Linked DNA regions of Homo sapiens: region 1 is linked to region 2. The links are chromatin contacts, found by Hi-C or POLR2A ChIA-PET in ENCODE. All regions are on one chromosome and are shown on one strand. Each heading gives the region's core, a stretch centred on a gene start or an enhancer-like site at or near the end of the contact. The rest is flanking DNA. Distances are from core to core; before and after follow the strand shown.

What was found. Hi-C counts contacts between places; a loop is a spot of excess contacts on that map. ChIA-PET counts read pairs that join two places held with the same protein, here RNA polymerase II (POLR2A). Pooled maps may share reads with other maps.
Region 1: a loop to region 2 is called in a map of endothelial cell of umbilical vein, with 3 times the contacts of the local background. The contact joins two enhancer-like sites. A Hi-C loop is called at or near these places in 11 of 168 maps with a recorded cell type or tissue (CD14-positive monocyte, CD4-positive, alpha-beta memory T cell, CD8-positive, alpha-beta T cell and 7 more), 2 of 37 single-sample maps with no recorded cell type and 4 of 50 pooled maps. POLR2A ChIA-PET finds 5 or more read pairs at or near these places in 5 of 52 experiments (CD4-positive, alpha-beta T cell, MCF 10A, OCI-LY7 and 2 more).

The regions. Positions count from the first base shown.
Region 1 is chr1:97,899,773-97,902,472 of GRCh38, reverse strand. The region is part of intron 1 of DPYD (dihydropyrimidine dehydrogenase); the gene reads left to right. Among named protein-coding and RNA genes, the nearest start is that of DPYD, 20 kb to the left of the region's middle. Within about 2 kb of position 1,317, at least 3 of the 41 ENCODE cell types and tissues checked have a DNase peak (open chromatin) inside an H3K27ac peak, as active enhancers do; they include CD14-positive monocyte and endothelial cell of umbilical vein, where a contact is called at or near this core.
Region 2 is chr1:97,848,788-97,851,487 of GRCh38, reverse strand. The region is part of intron 2 of DPYD (dihydropyrimidine dehydrogenase); the gene reads left to right. Among named protein-coding and RNA genes, the nearest start is that of DPYD-AS2, 53 kb to the right of the region's middle. Within about 2 kb of position 1,372, at least 5 of the 41 ENCODE cell types and tissues checked have a DNase peak (open chromatin) inside an H3K27ac peak, as active enhancers do; they include CD14-positive monocyte and endothelial cell of umbilical vein, where a contact is called at or near this core.

The sequences.
Region 1 (2,700 bases), core at 68-2,567, 51 kb before region 2:
CCCAGTAAATCCAAAACACTGAACTTCTGACCTCTTATGCCTCTCTGGTCTATATTATTTATGCATCTTCTAATTCTTGCTCTTATGCTACTTTCAAGTATGGTTTCTTATCAGAAGTAGGCTCGTAGGCAATGTAAAGTCATGGATAATTCAAAGTATTCAGGAGCCTCATTGTAGTGATATTTTTGTATGAGTGTGGTGATGTCATAGAGTTAGGAGACTTGGTTCTAATCTTGACTCAGTCTTTAATATGGATTGTTCTTTTACTTCACTAGGCGCATCTGTAAATAGAGGTCCCTTGTGGCTCTTACACTCTAAGGAGATACAATTCAATTTATTGCAAGTCTCTATATTTATGCCTTATATAAGTTCCTGGAGATACTGAGAAGGGTAATAGCCAGTCATCATACTCAGTAAGCTGAAAGGCTAGTGGGGCAGACAGGCATATAAGCAGAGAATTTTAGACTATGTGGATTTCAATTGGAATACAAGAATTTGAGGGTTTAATAATATATGTAAACTATTTTATAAATTGATAAATATTAAACCCAGAATTTCTATTTTAATGGAAGTAGCATTACCTGACATTTCTGAATGGTAAATGTATTTTTGATACCAGAGCATCTGTGATTTTTTTACAATTAAAGAAAAATCTTAGCTTTTTAGACAAGATGTGTGAACTTAATTCAAATCCAACAATTAATTGAAAGGCACTGGAGACATGCTGTATTTCACTGTCAGTTTTTTGTTATTGTTGCTGCTTATATGTCATTTGTAAGATGACACCATTATTCAAGTGATGAGCCAAACAGTACTAAATATTTTTTTCTAAGCCAGTTTTCTATCCCAACTTTTATTTTCTGTGCATACTATTCCCCTTATAATCACAAATTGTTAATATGGGAGGTGTATTTACTTTTCTGTCTCTTTACAACCTATACTCATTGTTATCAAGTCCTGCTAGAGCTTCCTTAACAATATTTCTGAGGTTTGTCTCTTTCTTTTCATTTGAAGTAACACTATATAAGCAATGTGTACCAGGAAGTTTGGTATATATTGTGGCTTAATCAGCATATAATAGACTTTTCTTTAATCTGACTTATTTCAGGTCTTGTTTCTGTAGCTGCACCAGCGCAAAATTGATTTCAGTATTTACAGTGAATATGCAGCAATCGTTGAGTTACTACATTAAAATGAAACTAATATTAGCTGCCCATAGAAGAAGTACAGAGTAGTGAATAACAGTCCATAATCTGAAGCCAAAATATGTGGGTTAAGAATCTCTGTTACTTCCTGGGGAAGTTACTCAATCTCCTTGTGATTTAGTTTTCTCATCTGTACTTGAAAAACACTTGAAGGGGTGCCTGGCATACTGTAAGCTCTCATTCAACATCAGGTATTACCAAATAGTCATCTGATATAAGAACATTAAAAAATGTTCTTATATCATTTTTTAATATAATTTTTTTCGAATAAAAGACATTATAAAATTTTGATAAAAAGTTGCTAAACTGTCTTATTGTTGAAGTATATATTAGACTGAGAACACATCCAGAAATCAAGTTAGAATATTAATAGAGATAGGGTGTTTTGCATGGTGTATCTTGGGAGCACAGAAATGTGTTATCTACTGCGGCTTGATAGGAGGGAGGGATTTAACAGACTGGTTGGAAGTGTGGATTTTGGGGAGGGAGTTGTGTGCATGGGAGATTTTCAAAAAACAGTTTGCAAAGGAGCATTGGATATATTTTATTCACATCATTATGCTATATTGTAAAAAAATTATGTCAGTTAAAATGGAGAAACCTATTAGCAGTCAATGAATGGAGATGAAAATGAATTACTTTTTTTGTGCTGGCACAATAAAATTTCCATTGATCATTCTTTGAAATGAGTAAGTTTTGGTTTAGGATTTTTGACATTTGATGGATTTCAAGAAAAATACTTAAGCTGATGTGATTTCCCACTTATCTTTTAAGTACATAAGCCAAATGCTTTTATTTTGAAGTTTCCATGCACCCTGGTTTTGAATATTTTGCCTTGTTGATTGGACTATCAGTCCTTCCCATACCTAGTTGACCACCAGAATCACCTTGGGCACTGTAAAAACCAGGTGTTGGGGTATAACATGGGAAAAATTGCTAAAAGCGGCTTAAAGAAGACAGAACTTTATTTATTCCTCATGTAAAAGAAGTCCAGAGATAGATACTAGAGTGCGTATAGCACCTTTTTGTTGTCAACAGGTTTCTGTCTTTCCATTCTGATATCCTCAAGTTCACCTCTCTGTTGAAGTTAGCAGCTAGAGCTCCAAAAGCAGAGAAGAACAGGAAAAACAAGGTATACCTCTCCCTTTAATGAGACTCCTTAAAAGATACACACTTCTAAATGCATATTATTTCCTGGTACTTAGCTGAATGGCTTGTCAAAGCCTGGGAATTATAGTCTGTAGCTGAGAACTATGGCTCCCAAAATGTAATAGGGGTTTGCTACTAAGAAGGAAGGATGGAGTGCATACTGAGGCAGGAGAGCTGCAAAGTCTGCCACAGACATTTGTTAAACTGATTGATTCCCAAGGCCTATCCATGTATAATTGATAGATGTGTAGGGAAATCTGAGATATTCTGATGCAGCTGATTTATTCAGGAGTATCTGTGATAAGTTAACTTTTTCTACTTTAAAGCCCATGGTCCCATGACCACG
Region 2 (2,700 bases), core at 123-2,622:
TATGCCATTCATGTGTTTTACCTTTATTTGACCTTGACCTTACATGCACTATGTGCATCTAGGAGATTTAATACATATAGTTGGTGAAAGGAATAAAGAATGAAGTGACATATTACACTAACATAAAAATAAGGAGAATCCTAATCTGACCTCATCATAAGCAATACTTTCCACTTACTTATTTGAATAAGAGTATTAAATAAAGGGCAACAGAAGTGACATATATATATATATATATGGTAATTAGACAATGATAATTTATGTTCCAAAATTATAAATTGTTAGAAACTTATCATAGTGTATAAAAGTCTAAATGAAAATGTCCTTCCCTATATATTTTTGTATTAATAGAGATTATGGCTATCTGTTCTTCAAATAATATCTCCTTGAGCATCATTGCTTTGTGAAATGACAAAATATTATGACATATTTAACTTATGAAAGATCCTAAAGTTCTGTTTTACCCTCAGCTTTTCATAGTATGTGTTACTGTGTTTTATTACATAGACAATTTAAGAAACCAGAGGACAATTCATTTTTTTCTGTGAAGTAGCAAATTGGTAAGGAATCATGGGAGATAATATATCATATTCTTAAAAAGGACATGTGTTTTAAAAATCACCATTGATTTGATTTTTAATATATCATTTATAGAACAGATGGTGGAGTTATAGTTATAAGCAATGAAGTACAAAAATCACCTTGCTGGATGGTTTTTTTGTAGGCAATTTGCTCGATCAAATTAAGTTGGAAAAAATAGGTGACCGAATTCTATAGATGACACTATTGGTAGTTTTATTTTTACTGTGATCTCCTGTGTTTTTATCTGTCATGATTGCACAGCACCCTTTATATTCTTCTTCTTCTCATTTTTCCTTCTATTCAGTCACTCTGGCATTCTGAGGCTGATATTTTAGATATTTAAAACCGGATTCTACTCCAGAAAATCCATTTGTTTTAAAGAATTCATATGAGATAAAAGGACTGTTGAATCAAAGGACCAAATAGTTCATTAAGAAGCATTGTAAAAGTGAATAATGTACTAATAAAAAGTTTCATACTTCATTTTCATATCTAAGAATTTAGTTAAGCATATCTTAATTTATTTCTTTAATTAATACCTACTTTAGAAGTTAAGTAACAGAGAAAATTAGAGATTTAACCTACATTTTACCATTTGCAAGAAAGGTACAAAAATATTCTATACCAGCTGTAATCATGCATGACTTTAATCAGATATTTGGAGACCTATTTCAATTGCCTGCGGTGTTAGCTATTCAAACTCAAAATATTCTGTAAGATTCCCTTATAACTTGAGAAACAGATGACTCATTTCCCTTAGACAGCTCAGCTTGTGCAATTTTAGCTGTGGAGAATGAGCTGTCCATTATTTTTTATCACCATTCTCTGCTGAATGCATTTGCTCTTTCTTCCTTTCCATTGCTTGTGTTTGTTTATCTAATTTGGATTATTAGCATGCCATAATGGTCTATAATTTTTTCCCCTCAGTCATTTACTTCTCAGGCAGGAAATTTCTTAGTGCTCCTGAGGACAACAACAACATGTGATATTTTGTTTTTGTTAAAGTCACAAAATTAAAAGTTTAGAAGACACTCATGTCTTCAGGAAAAGCTCTATTCAAACACTGCTGAGGAATATTGGCCAGTATTGTTTCCTGTAATTTTGTAGAAATAAAATTTGTAAATTTGTAGAAATAAAGATAGAACTGATCTTTGTGATGAATGGCAAGTGTGGCAAACTTAAAATTAATCAAATATCTTCCTTTATTTTTATCATTATTATTAAGGTTCTTTGAAAATTATGAAAGATAATACAGTTCTTATTTGTGGAGTGCTTGGAGTGTGCTGGTTCTGGTGCCAAACTTCTAAGGTTCACATCTAGGCTCTGTCAGTTTCTACTCAGGAAACCTAGGCAAGTCATTTAAGCTCCGGGCTTCCGTTTTCTCAGCTGGCGAAAAAAAAAAAAATGAATGTAGAAATGGCTCTTTTACAGGGCTGTTGAAGTGTTTACAAATTAAGACATATAAAGCACTTGCTTAGAACAATGCCATATATAGAGTAAGAACTCAGTAAGAGTTAACTACTAAAGGATTTTTAGTGTACAGAATTCAGGAAATACATATACATAGAACAAAAGCAAATAGAATCACTTGAAATCCTACCACCTAGAAATAAGTCAATAACATTTTGAAGTGTGTTCATTTAATCTTATTCTATATGTCTATATTTTTATTTAAAAATGAGATTGTAGTGTATATTCCTAGTTTGTAACTTTGTTCATTTAAAATAATATGCAAATGTTTTGCATAATCTTGTATTATACTACACATTATTTAAGTGACTTCAGTATCACAATAATATGGTAATTTGGTTATCTAATGCTCTAGAGCTAATCATTAAATTTTTATACAGGGCTTTTTTTGTTTGTTTTGTTTTTTGCTATCATAACCAATGCCTCAATTGGTGTAATTGTAATCACTATCATTTCACGTATTTAAGAGTATTTCCTTAGGATATATACAGATTTTCTTTCTAATATTTAGATTTCAGTCATTACTTACAACTCAGACAAGCTTAAATTGATCCAATTTCAAATGTTTGGAGACATATGACTCCTAATCTCCTTATAATACACAGAAAAAAATCCCGAAACCTTTCTTCATTGTTTTCCTCTGAAAAC